Regions from separate parts of the Homo sapiens genome. Here region 1 is linked to region 2. Evidence: chromatin contacts called from ENCODE Hi-C or POLR2A ChIA-PET data. All regions are on one chromosome and are shown on one strand. Each heading gives the region's core, a stretch centred on a gene start or an enhancer-like site at or near the end of the contact. The rest is flanking DNA. Distances are from core to core; before and after follow the strand shown.

What was found. Hi-C counts contacts between places; a loop is a spot of excess contacts on that map. ChIA-PET counts read pairs that join two places held with the same protein, here RNA polymerase II (POLR2A). Pooled maps may share reads with other maps.
Region 1: a loop to region 2 is called in a pooled map, with 7 times the contacts of the local background. The contact joins two enhancer-like sites. A Hi-C loop is called at or near these places in 2 of 168 maps with a recorded cell type or tissue (HepG2 and heart right ventricle), 5 of 37 single-sample maps with no recorded cell type and 6 of 50 pooled maps. POLR2A ChIA-PET finds 5 or more read pairs at or near these places in 2 of 52 experiments (CD8-positive, alpha-beta memory T cell and OCI-LY7).

Annotation. Positions count from the first base shown.
Region 1 is chr18:49,069,320-49,076,095 of GRCh38, reverse strand. All of the region lies in intron 17 of DYM (dymeclin), which reads left to right. Among named protein-coding and RNA genes, the nearest start is that of MIR4744, 23 kb to the right of the region's middle. Within about 2 kb of position 3,480, at least 7 of the 41 ENCODE cell types and tissues checked have a DNase peak (open chromatin) inside an H3K27ac peak, as active enhancers do.
Region 2 is chr18:49,158,356-49,165,635 of GRCh38, reverse strand. DYM (dymeclin) reads left to right here. Exons shown (of 18, transcript NM_001353214.3): 15 at 1,849-1,951. Among named protein-coding and RNA genes, the nearest start is that of MIR4744, 110 kb to the right of the region's middle. RefSeq lists a silencer at 3,729-3,788. Within about 2 kb of position 3,280, at least 2 of the 41 ENCODE cell types and tissues checked have a DNase peak (open chromatin) inside an H3K27ac peak, as active enhancers do.

The DNA.
Region 1 (6,776 bases), core at 2,231-4,730, 90 kb after region 2:
GATCCGTTTTGCTTTGCTTTTTTGAAATTTACTTTAATGTTGTTATACTGCCTGTACAGTAACAGGGTGCCCCTGCTAACACATTTCTGACATTGCCCTATCAAAATGGAGGATAAACATTGCCACAGCCCCAATGAAAGAAAAAATGTGTTATCAAGCTTTTAAGTGTATGGGGTTTAAACTCTTCTCATGTTACATCAGATCTTTACTGTAAACTAGCCAGAATATTTCCCAGCAGAAAATAGTAAGTGTGTCTTCAACTGCAAAGAGCACTTCATAAAACTCGTTTCACTACAAAACAGAGTAAACAGTCTTTTGATCCCTTCTTTTTCCCCACCTCAAAAGTTAAACTGCCATTCCTTGTTTCCAAGACTCACAGTAGTAAATGTTTTGAATTTTCCGTGTTGGAAAAATTCTGACATGGCATTATCTACTACCCCCACCATCAAAATGAAGATGGGACTATGTGTCTATAGTTTTCCTCGTACCAGTGGCCATTTTCCCAAGCAAGGATCCAGAAATGTGTATTTTCCTCTTGACTCTGCCATCGATTCCCTGTTTATCCTTCACTGAATCCTTCTTTCCCTACATTTCCTTGGCTCCATAATGGACATATTGGCTCACTTTAATTAAAGATTCCTGAGTGACCCTGATCCTTGGATGAAAATCTGAAGAGAGGGATAAGGAGTAATGGGATGGGAGTAGGGGAGTATCCCACAGCAGTATTCAGGAAACAAACCTTCAGCATTCAGGCTTTGTCTGTCCCCAACCAAGCCAGCACAACCTCCTCCTCAGGGGCTGCACACTCGGCCCTCAAATGGGATGGTATTGAGACTCATGTTGATGGACAGAAACCAAGAAGGAAGAGAAAGCAACTGAAAGAGGGAATGTCCCTGGCTTCTCATCATCATAAGTACTTGAGGTCCTTAGGGTTATGGGTCCTTACTGATTGTCTAGCTGTAAAATCTATGCTGTTCGTCTCTGTTCAGCAAGGAGACACAGGTGAAAGCTAGGTTTCCTGGCCTCCTGATTCTGGGGTTGATGAGCATCAGAGGAGACACCCAGCCTGTCTGTCTCCCCCATTGCTTATCAGCAGCCCCTTCCTCAGGACTCTGTGAGTCCATTGCATCCAGCCTTTTCCATAGTAGTCTCAACATTAGTGAACTTTTAAGCCTTCTCTGTCTTCTGTGCAACTCCTACCCACATCTGGCTTCTGAATTTGAGACGATCTGAAAGCAACCACATTCAAAAGAAAACAGAAAAACATTTTAGTTCTCTTGGAACTTACTGTATAAGAAACTCATGTGCTTTGCGGAATATTTACAAGTAACGGTTCTTCAGATTAAGTAGAGGTCTCAGCTTTGCTTTTGGCCGTTAAACTCGGTAGTCATTTGTAGCTCTGTTCTACAAAGCACAGATGAGTATCCTCTAAATAACTCAGCTTTCATGTTATGAAGCAGACTAATTCTCATACCACAGGTAATGAGCCCTAGTTTTGAATCAAACGTTTTGATTTTTCCAGTTTGGCTTATTTTCTGAATTTAAAAGTACCATGCACAATTATATGTAGACAATTAAAGTTTGAAATGGTTCCTAAGCACAATACAGTTATCTCTCTGTATCCATGGGAGATTGGTTCCAGGACCCCACCCCCAAAACACCCGCCATAGATACCAAAATCCACAGATGCTCAAGTCCATAATATAAAATAGTGTATTTGTATATAACCTGTGTACATCCTCCTGTATACTTTAAATCATCTCTAGATTACTTACAATACCTAATATAATGTAAATGCCATATAAGTAGTTGTTATACTGTATCATTTAGGGATAATGGCAAGAAAAAACAGTCTGTAATGTTCAGTGCAGATGCAACTATCCTTGTTTTTTCCTCAGAATATTTTAAATCCATGGTTGGTTGAATCCAGGGATGCGAAACCTATGGATACAGAGAGCCAACTGTGTAAATTTAGTTTTGCTTTTTATTTATAAGCTGTGGAGGCCAAAAGAACCTAGCTGTTAAAGTGGTCATCTTTTTCAATTCATATGACTGATCAGAATCACAACTCGGATAGTTTTAAAATAAGCTGGGAGACTCCCTTTCCCTTCCATCTTAACGTTTTGATACCAAATTATTTTACCTTAATAAAGCGAGTGTAACACTGCCTCCCTATAGTGAATGCACAGACTTCTCTACTTATCCTGGGCCTGGACACAACCCAACTCAGTGTCACCAAGAATCCAAAATTGAAGTCAAAAAAAGAATGTGTCTTGTGGTTCCAAAACCATGGAAGAAGAAAAAATGGATTAAATGGTTAAAGAGGAAGCTTAGGGCTCATTGGCATTCCCCCATTCCTTGTTTTAGACGTGGTTATTATCGGTGGGTGAAATTAGCCTCAGCCTCTCTGTAGACCTCCAGCATGTCCTTGTTGCTGCTGTGACGTGGGTTTGCAGGGTGAATTTAATCAACTCCAGGCTTCCTTACTGCCAGGCCAAGGCTGCCAGCCTCTTGAAAGCTCACTCGTTTCAGATTTTGTTTTTTTGGGTTTTCTAATTTTTTCTAATTGAGGGCCTGAAGCCATTATTTAAGACTTTTCCAAACTTCTCTTGCCTTCAAGTGTTCATTTGACTATTTTATGGGGGTGGGGGGAGGTGGTATTGTTTGTGTTTTCTAAGCAAACCAAAATTACATATTTTTTAATCTGTCAAGTTAACCTTTGACAAAAGTTTACCTTAATTCAGTAAACATATTTGTACTTTGGCCAATTCTGAATTAACTTGAAAAGTGTTAAGATATTTTTAAATTTTTAGGCATAAATATAGCACATATAGAGTTATGAGAATTGCCTTTTAGTTTACTTAAACATAAAGATACTCATTTCAAGTTTAAAATGTAAATGATCTTGTGACGAATGAGGCTATTCACATTTCAGATGAACTTGTTTCAATACTTTGAGGCACTTTCTATTTGTCATAACTTCCCTGAGATTGAGTCACTATGTTTTACTCTTATTTATCCACGTATGTGTTCATTTTTATACATTACATTTTCCCAACTCTAAATCAAAACTGAATGCCAAGGATATTTTGTTTTTGGTTGGACGAGGGGAGTTACATTTAAATGAGAAGACTATTAAACCTGCTCTTCTGAAATAATTTTAATAGGCATATGTTTCCAGCCCTGCAGGTTTAAGAGCCTAGTCTAATGGAAGGGGCACACGATAGCAATGTCCTTTCTTAAAGGGATATCACATGTTTGTGAAGCCCTATCAGTTGTGCTTCAGCAAGGGCTCTAAATGGAGTCTGGCAGCTCTCCTATTTGCACGGCGCTGTCTGTCTCAGCAATGATAAGCAAAGACAGGCTGACTCCTTCAAGGAGCCTTTCATAAAGTCTCAGCTCTCAAACGTTCCGAAACTCACTGGTGGACTTTCCCCTGTGGACCATTCATTTATCAGGAAATGAAATTGGTTACAGGGTTTCTCACGTTGCCAAACCTCACTGACGAAATCTGGTTTCTTCCAAAGTTCAGGAAAAGCATTTACTCTATTTTGCTGTTCACTACTTCTTGTCTTTGTGGGAACCACAGTCAATACAAGGGTTTGAGAACTCCACAGGGGAAAGGTTGGAGTGGGAGGTGGCCAGGGAGTGAGTCTGGGGGCTACTTTCATAGATATCAAATCCCATCCCTTTTGAATGGGATTTTTTTTTTATGTTGGCATTTTCGTCTTTCAAACTACAGTGTCAGTTTCACAGGAGTGATTTTTTCCACTTCAAAAATGAAATCCTTTAAACATGACACGAATCACCTTATTGGCAGCATAGCTTTGTAACTTAGACCAGAGATCATTGTTTAAACTTCGTGAAACTAGAAGGAACAAAAATAAAGAGAAACATGTAGTTGTATGGCACAGAGAATGTTTGGATAAGTGAAGGTTAAATTATTACAAAGTATGTAATCTAGTTCATATGTTTAAGGAATGGAACTAGGCTAAATTATCTAAAATATTCTGACGTACTGAATCATTTCATTTTGTAAAACAAAATCTGACTAGCAGGGCATTCTGTTGTAGGCCAGTCTGTTGAGTGCAGTGTGCAACCTCCTGTGTTTGGAATTAGCAGGCCCAGGGGTAAGGCGCAGCGTGCATGTGGCAGTTATTATGGCTGTGGAAGTGGTTGCTAGCTAATTGATAGCAGTAGCAGTAGAAACAACCTTATTTAATTTTCAATAGTCCCTATGACAAGACGCTATACATGGGATCCTTTGTAGTCTTACCATTATTGTCCTTTCTCTCCCTGCCATTAAATATATGGTAGTTAATATATACACTTGATGATATTAAGAAATGAATTCCTTTTACTCTTTTTTCCCCCTTTGGAGCGGCTTCACATTTGACTTCTAACCCTGATTATTTTAGGCCCCCAAGTAAGTAGTGATTTACTATCAGTGAGCCTGTTACCCTTGACTGTTGTAGCTCCGATTTGCTAAAAATGTACTTGTGGTCACAAAGCCACCTCTTAGCCTATGCTGGCTGGTGGTTTTGCTCATAATCTGAACCCCAAAGAGACACACTGGTTCCATAAAGGGAAAATGAATGAATCGTCTTCTCTGTTCATCACGGGGAGATAAGCTTTTGTGAACTTGAATTGCCTTTAGAGCATTGTGTCCGTGGTTTCAATTGTATCACAGAATGTTACACAGACTGAAGTTAAGTGGTTACTTTTTGTCAGGGGTTATCTTATTTTTCTCCATTCAGTTTAACATGTGTACTGCAAAAGACAGTATTTTTGGAAATGAAGGCATAGTCTTTCATTTAAACATGCATCAGAGGGATTTCACTAATGAAAGCATTCAAATCATGTGCCTAGTTCTTGTTTCTAGCAGCCTCTGCCATTAAATAAATATCAGTCTTATCAAATTCATGCATTCAACATTTTTCCTGTTGATACAGGCATGAAAAATAAAAGCAGGTAGGCACTATAAAAGATTTGCCTTCATCTTTGGTGATCTGTATCCCAGCCCTAACCTACAGGAACTGAAAATGAAAAATCAGTGATTATTTTTGTCCTTTATAAATGGTCTGCACATTCCACCATACAGCCTCTCATTGCTAACAGTCCCTATTGAAGAGAAAACACCAAACCCAATATTGAGAGTTTTTCAAATCAGGGCACAATGGGGTATAAGGAACCATGTGGACTCTTGATCATTATATTTATTTATGGTGTTCTCACAGTCTTTAGGCCTCTGAGTCTTTGAATAAATATCTCCAACATCCAGCGGCTAACATTCCTTTTCCTACAAAGCTACTATTTGCAATAGAGATTTTCTTGTCTTTCATTTATTTGTTCAACTAGTATTGATTGAGCAACTCCTGCCTGCACAGCACTCTGCTAGTGGTTGTCCCTTAAAGAACCTTACTGTTTAGGGGGGCACAGTTTCTAAAGTAGCATTCAAAGAAACGGCTTCTCTACTCCCTTCCTTTTCAAATGTGAGGAACTTAAGAAAATTAGAGAACACAAATGGGCAAAGGGGGCTTGGGAGGCAAAAGAAGACTGTTCACACTCAGAGGACTTTGAGCTGCAGTGGTTTCCTTGAGTGTGAAATGAAGAATGGCCGTGGACAGAATGCAGATTCTGAAGCACATAAGTGGAGAGGCAGGTGGGATGCTGGAGGGCTGAGAGTGAGTCCCCAGTCCTGCAGTCTGGGGCAAGTTATTTCACCTTCACTGTGCATCAGTTTCTCACCTCAAGGACAGGTCTAACTCATCACCTTACCTACATCCTGGAATAGTTGGAGAAATCAAAAGAAACAATGCACGTAAACTCCCTAGCACAAAGCAAGCTCTCAGTAACTGTTAGCCAATGTTAGTTTCTCACATATCTATCAACCTCACTTTTCCAGAACAAAGCCAAAAACTAGAGTTGTAGATTCTGAACAATCAAAATGGATGGCTCGGAGCTCTTGTCTTGTACTTTATTAATCAGGGAGCCTCTTGCTCACAGCCATACTCTTTGCTTGATACAAGTTTTGTTTGTTTATTTGTCTGTTTTTGAGACAGAGTCTCGCTCTGTTGCCCAGGCGGGAGTGCTGTGGCGCGATCTTGGCTCACCACAACCTGCACCCCCCGGGTTCAGGCAATTCTCCTGCCTCAGCCTCCCGAGTAGCTGGGATTACGGGCATGCGCCACCACACCCAGCTAATTTTTGTATTTTTAGTAGAGATGGGGTTTCACCATGTTGGTCAGGCCGGTCTCAAACTCCTGACCTCATGATCCACCTGCCTTGGCCTCCCAAAGTGCTGGGATTACAGGCGTGAGCCACCATGCCTGGCCCAATACACAGTTTTAATAAGCTTAGCCATCTGGTTCCCAAGTCCATAATAGACTAGAAGCCACAACTTAAAAGAACTGCTACAGGTTAGTACACTAACAGTTATGAAAATCAAGGGCCACTTGTTCTGATTAGCAAGGGAGCAAAACAACACACATGAGTCTTACTTTTATAAGTATATGTGTTGTTTTATAAACTAAACAACACACAAGCCTTACTTTTCAGTATCTTATAAGAACTTTTACATGCTACTCATGAAAATATACCAAAAAGAGTTGTGAGTCTGTGGCAGTCATGACCCTGAAGAAAAGTTGGGATGATACAGGACATAGAGCTGGTATCATCTCTACCCTTGAGAAACACAAAGCCCTGTCTTTGAGAATAGCGAGTGGGTGACCTAAGCCCAAAGAAGGCTCAAGGTGCCAGTCTGAACTTTCAGAATA
Region 2 (7,280 bases), core at 2,031-4,530:
TTGTACAACATCTAACATTACCAATAAATGTTAAGGAATTTTTTTCCTTGATGATATGAGTTGAAACTTAATCTACAAAGACTACTTAGTGGCCCTGTCTTCAATGGATATCCTTTTTAAACCATCTGAAATAATTACAGATTTTCCTAAATTGATATTTAAATATTTTATTTGTAAGGGGATTACTAAATACTACAGTGAAGTTTTGGCATAAAAAAATACTAAAGGCCATACTTCAGATTTTTATGGGAAGTACATGGAATCAGAATTGCCTTTGTTTTTAAGCTGCCATCTATCCCAAAGAAGAATCCTTTCTTTATTTGATACAATAAATTTAATATTGGGATCATATAATTATAATACATACCTCTGAAGTTCTTTTATTAGGCACATAAGTATTTAGGATTGTTATGTTTTCATGGTAAACTGGCTTTCATCATTATAAAATCTCCCTCTTTATCTCTAGTAATAATAATATTGTTCTTAAGCCTACTTTGTCGGAAATTAACATGGCCATTCCAACTTCCTTATGATTAATGTTTTTATAGTATGTCTTTTTTGTATCCTTTTGTTAACTTGTCTGTATCTTTAAATTTACAAATGTGTCTCTTTTAAACTGCACATGGTTGGGTCTCGCTTTTTTATCCAGTCTGAAAATCTCTGACATTTAACTGGAGTGTTTAGTGCATTTATATTTAATGTAAATCAACTGTATTCTTTGAAGATTGTTTGTTTTGCTCTATTAGGGTGCCTCTTAGAATAAAGTAATTTGCACTCTAGAATAGAATAGTCTGACTCCTAAAGCATGGCCTTTCTAAGCATTCAACTAAATGTTCATGTTCATTGATTTTTATCTTCTGGCTGGTTGGAGCTCCAATATCCCTCAGTCTGTTATGGTCCCCAAAATCTCTGTTTAATTTACAGCTCCTGGGTAGTTGTTTACTGCCACACCTTGTGGAGTCTTGCTCTGCACATTACAGCTTAACATTTATACAAACATTCAAGAAGACACTTGGATTTCTGGACCTGCTTTCTGGAAATTCTCTCCTCTCTAGTATTCCACCTTGCAAAATGCAGTTGCCACAGCAGTGTTAAATTCCTCTCTCTGCCTTAGCTCAGCACAACACTGCTGTGTACTCTTTGGGTCCCACCTTCCTGGACCATAGTCTGCAATGTTCCTCGAGACAGAAGCTCACCATTATGGGGCTCATCTTCATCTCCCTTTTGTTAGGGATTATAATCCTTTACTTCACATGTTGTGTTACATCTGAAAACAGTTGTGTCATTTTTTTTTTTTAGTTTTCAGTTAGTGATAGCAGGAGAGTTAGTCCAGTATCAGTTAATCTGTCATGGCCAGAAGCAGAAATCTTATAAAACATTTTGAATCATTATTTTTGAGAAATAAAGCTATAATACAGAACCATAGACTCTGTATGACAGTAGAGAAATAATCTTGTCCAACACACTTTTTCAGAAGATGAGAAAATACACAAGCTCAAGTGACTTGTAGTAGATTGCACTATGAGTTAGTCATAGTCTACATCTCAGGTTTTTGCCACTATTCTTTTCCCTATAGTAATCTTATGAAAAATGCTCCTGTGTTTGAAACATAATTTTAAACTGTCATTAAAAAATTTTTTAGAATTCTTATGATTTAAACATCCTCCCCACTCCTTTTTTCTTACATAAATACTATTATTAATCTTGCTGTTAACACAGGCATGAAGAAAGAATCATTTACAAGTATATTTTAGAATAATTGACATGCTGTGGAACTATATATTTCCACAGAAGACAGAAAAGAAAACAGTTCCTTTAATATAATTGGTTTTTTGTTTGTTTTTCCAGTTTATTTTCTTTGCTGTCTAAAAAACACAACAAAGTTCTGGAACAAGCCACACAGTCCTTGAGAGGTTCGCTGAGTTCTAATGATGTTCCTCTACCAGATTATGTAAGTAGTTACCTTATTCATCAATAAAAAATTTTCCTTTCAGCCAGGCACAGTAACTCCTGCCTGTAATCCCAGCACTTTGGGAGGCCGAGGCAGATGGATCACTTGGTCGGGAGTTCAAGACCAGCCTGGCCAACATGGTGAAACCCCATCTCTACTAAAAATGCAAAAATTAGCCGGGTGTGGTGGTGCACACCTGTAGTCCCAGCTATTTGGGAGGCCGAGGCAGGAGAATCACTTGAATCCGGGAGGCAGAGGTTGCAGTGAGCTGAGATCATGCCCCTGCACTGTAGCCTGGGTGACACAGTAAGACTCTGCATCTCAAAAAAATAATAAATAAATAAATTATTTCATTGTAAAATTTATAATAGCATTACCCCTCTCTTCTCAAGATTTTACTGTGCTGAAAATCTTTGCTGCCCAAGAAACCTCTAATATGCAAATAGAAGAATGATGTCTCAAATCAAGGGAACAAGTTGTAAATGATTGTTAACAAGTGGTTGAAGAAAATCAACCTTAAACCAATAATTTGTACATAATTAAGAATCTTTATATCTGAGTTGAGAAACCCACTCAAGCTAATAACACAAAAACAAAAGCAGGGATGATTTTATAGGAAGTATGCAAAGATTCCTTATTGAACTTAAGGGGAGCAAGTACACCTGGATTTCCCAGAGATCTGGAACCTAAAATTGAAAAGCCATTGGGTCCTGTTTTGGGGGTCATTTCGTTTCTGGTCTCTGCTTCCTTTTGCTTCTGCTTTATTCTGCTGCTGCTTTCTACCATCCAGGTTTATCTGTTTGCTTACTTGGACCTAAAATAGCAACCCCAGCCCTTCCTCTTCTTCCCTCCAACCTTGTGAGTGCAGTGCCTTTAGCTGTCTTAAAGTCTTAAAGTCCTCATTCTCAATTCCTGAGAAAGAGAATCTAATTGGCTCTGCTCTCATCAGGGTGTGACTCCAGTCTTACCAGACATGGTCAGAAGAGAGCAGCAGTAACATGTGGCCTTTGTTCCATCCACCTTAATGACGAAGAGTTTATTACCAACTGCTACGGTTGAATGTGCCATCCAAAACTCATGTTGAAACTTAATCCCCAGTGTGGCAGTATTGAGAAGTGGGACCTTGAATAGGTGATTGGATCCCTTATAAATGGATTAATGAATTCATGGATCAATAGATTAGTGAGTTAATGGATTAATAGGTTAGCATAGGAGGGGAACTAGTAGCTTTATAAGAAGAGGAAGAGAGACTTGAGCTAGCATGTTAGCATGCACTGTGTGATACCCTGCATCATCTTGGGATGCCACAGAGAGTCACCACTAGCAAGAAGGTTCTCACCAGCTGCATCTCCTTGACCATGGCCTTCCCAGCCTCCATAACTGTATAAATTCCTTTTTCTTTATAAATTACCTAGTTTCAGGTATTCTGTTCTAACCGACAGAAAATGCACTAAGACATCACCTGACCTTAGAGGATGCTGATGGAATAGAATAGAAACAGCACAGGGGTGAGCATAATATAATAATAGGAAAGAGAATGTGTTATAAATTTTCTTAAAGTAGTGTGACTACCTGTGACATTTCTTATATTTTGGAATATGGCTTTGATGAAGATGCTAAAAATTATCTTGCCATTAACCACAGGAGAAGTTCATCAAGTTCTAATAAGGACAGCTCTAAATCTCCAGACAACAACATAGTGGATTGGTATTTAGAAACTTTATTAGAGAACTCTTTAGTTCTGAGTTTGCAGTGATGATGCATACCAGACAGCTGTAGAGTTGCCTTGCTTCTTTCCTGTGGTTTGTTTCATTTCTAAATGGTTGTCCTGATATGAGACTGTGGGAACAGTACCCAGTCCAGATATCAGTCAATGATAAACAAAGATAGCTGTGTGCAGCCACAGCCTGACTGGTGCTAGTTTTTTCTCGTGTGTGTGTGGGTATGTGATGTCACAATCTGTCATCCCCTTAAGGTATTAAGTTTATAATTCCAAAATGTATCTTTTAAGATTTTCCTGTTAAGTTGAATGTTCTAATTTTTTAATTAGCATAACAGCTCGCTTAATTCTACACTTGCCATACCTGTGATAAGAAAAATATATCTAGTAACTGTTTAGAAACCCTATCGGGGCCAGGGTGGCAATGGGGAGTTGGGTTTACCAAAAACTTGAATTTGGGTCATCTGCAAATGTTTTGTTATTTATAAGCAATTATTATTTGATTTATGTAGTATTCCTGTGCCATTTACTCCACAAAAATGTGTTGAATATGTATAGTTCTGAAGTTCTGATGTTGCCTTAGTAGCATTCTTCTTTAATCAGAGATCTATAAAATTAATATTTGAGGAAATAGGTCATATTTACTGGTATTTGCCAACCATGGAGGTAATTATGCCATGATAGGACAATTTGAATTTGTAACAGTCCTGTGAATTCTGCTACTGAAGTTTACAGATTTTAGAGTCACTGATTGAATATTTTCTTCTTGTATAAAATTTTCACTAAGTAAAAATGAATTTCTTAAAGCATCTGCTTCTAGAAATAGTGGGAAAATTCCATTTGGAATCTGTCATTGACAATCCTTTTTTTTTTTTTTCTTAACATTTATGTGTATGAGACTTTGTAAATCACAACATTTTCCAAATGGGTTTATGAACTTGAATTTTGCTGCCTTTTCTCAGATTTAATTGAAGAGAATGGTTAGCACTGATTCAGTAGGAGAGATGACTGTGAATCACTCCTGATAGAGACCTGAAAGGTGATTAAACAAACAGCAGTAACCTTAAAAATAAGCACCGTTGTATGTTCTTTCATGATACTTCAATGTTTTGTTGGTCATTCCCATTGCTCAAAACACTGTTGTATAAGTGATTTACACATTTGAAACCATTTTCTCTTTTACATTAGTCATTAACTGGGAAAATGAACATGTTCCTTCCTTTTCTTTCACAGAAGTTTTACTTAAGTACCTTTGCCAGTAACCACATAAAATTCTGTGTCCTGGACTAATGCTTTAAACCACTTGTTGGTAAAAGATGAAAAAGGAAAATGAGAAGGTCTTAATGCAGCAGTGGATTCCTAGATGTGTACTTTTTTTTTTTTTTTTTGAGACAGAGTCTCACGACGTGTACTTTCTACACCAAGACTGAATGTACTGTATTAGCAGAGTTTGAATAAGTACTTAAAAATAAGGACATGTTTTTCTTCTCACTGTAGTACATAGAGTACTTTCAGTCTACCTAGAGATTTCTAAGTTTATTAAGAAAATGTTTATCCTCATTATACTGTATAATTCACAAATCAGTTGAGTAACAACATAGAAAGCTAATCGCAAGTTCCAAAAACATTAGTATTAGTACTTTAGTGCAACTATGTTGGTCTGAACATCTCTAGGGAAACCTGAAACCTTCAACTGAGTTCCAGATAATGAGGAAACTGCCCTGGCTGTTTAAGGGGAAATAAAACAAAAATTGTACTCAAGCCTGTGGGGGGAGAGAATGCCACTACAGGGGCAGTAAGGGAGTTTAAGAAAGCAAATAAAGTTCCATTGACTTGGCTTTGCTTTGGTGTTTGTATGATCAGGATTACATACAATTTAATTCAGTGACTAACAGGGACAGGAGAGAATTGTTAAAGGAGAATCTTTCAACAGATTTTTTTTTAATAAAAATGAACTGAACTTTCAGAGAAGTTTGGTCATATATAACCAAATATGGAACCTGAATATAGAAAATGAAACAAAGATAATAAATCAGTTATGAATGCTTTTTAAGCTATAACCATATGAATATTTATAACCAATGAGGAATATTGTTACTGTACCATATAAGCTTTGTTTCCCTAGTTCCTAACAATTTAACTTTTATTCTAGTTGCAACCATAAGGAACCAAATTATATTGCCCTGTGGTCATCAAATAACTTTGAATCTTTCTGTAGGACTGACTCTACCACCTAACTCCAAAATGTAGAGATTGGGTCTCACTATATTGCCCAGGCTGCTCTTGAACTCCTGGCCTCAAGTGATTGTCCTGCCTTGTCTTCCCAAGGTGCTAGGATTACAGGCATGAGCCACTGTGCCCTACAGATAGCTTGCTTCTAAACTGTAACTTTCTAAAGAGTAAAAGCCATCCATATGAAATTTATTTTCATCAAGTCATGATCACTTATTATTATCATTCTATATGGAATTCTAAGATACCGTTAACTCTGGACTATATCACTGGCTGACCTTTTGACTTCATAGCTTTTATTAATAATCTTTTAGACCTTGTTTACAAACTTTTAAATCTGCTTTCAGACATTTAGTTTCTTCAGAAATGTATTATAGGATATTCTGATCTGATTTTCATATGACAAAATTTAAATTCAGAGATGTTTCTATTTTCCACCCCATCCTTTTTAGGTTGTTCTATTATTAAGATTCTGTGTGGTGTTTACTCTTTAACTTAGATCTCAAATTCATTTGACTCAATAGTTGATGGATAAATAATATTGAAAACTATCTTCAGTCAATTGTTTTGTACAATGTTTGTGCCTTTACTGAGCTAGTGTTAAAATGCCCCTTTGTACACACACGTACATAAATAATACAAAGATATACATACATATTGTTTGTATATAATGGTATTAGAGTATTCTTTTTTAAATTTTTATGGGTAGATAGTAGATGTATATATTTATAGGGTACATGAGATATTTTAATACCCACGTACAATGAGTAATATCAGGATGAATGGGGTAACCATTTATCCTTTCTTTGTGTTACAAACAATCCAATTATGCTCTTTTAGTTATTTCAAAATGTACAATAAATTATTGTTAGCTGTAATCACCCTGTTGTGCTATTATCAAATACTAGATCTTCTTGATTCTATCCAACTATATTTTTTTACTCCTTAATCATCCCCTCCCTGCCCCAACTACCCTTCGCAGCCTCTGGTAACCATCCTTCTTGTTAAGTGAAACAAGCCAGGCACAAACAAACAAACATCACACGTTCTTACTTATTTATGGGAGCTAAAAATTAATACAACTGAACTCATGAAGACAGAGAGTAGAATAATGGTATTAGTTCTTGATGGAAATGTCCCTTAAAGATTTTTCTGGAAGATTTAAAGGCTGGGGTAGGTAATTTAACACTTATATAACATGGGAACAGTTATCTTAGTAGGTATGCTGTCATATCCAAGAAGTTTGAAAAGCTGAAATTTGTTACTCTTAAAACAGCTCCTTTCACATGTTGTCACTTTTGACAATTGCTTTTGGGGGTCAACTTTTCATGCATTTATTCTAGTGATGATAACAGCAATCAGAATATTATTAAAACT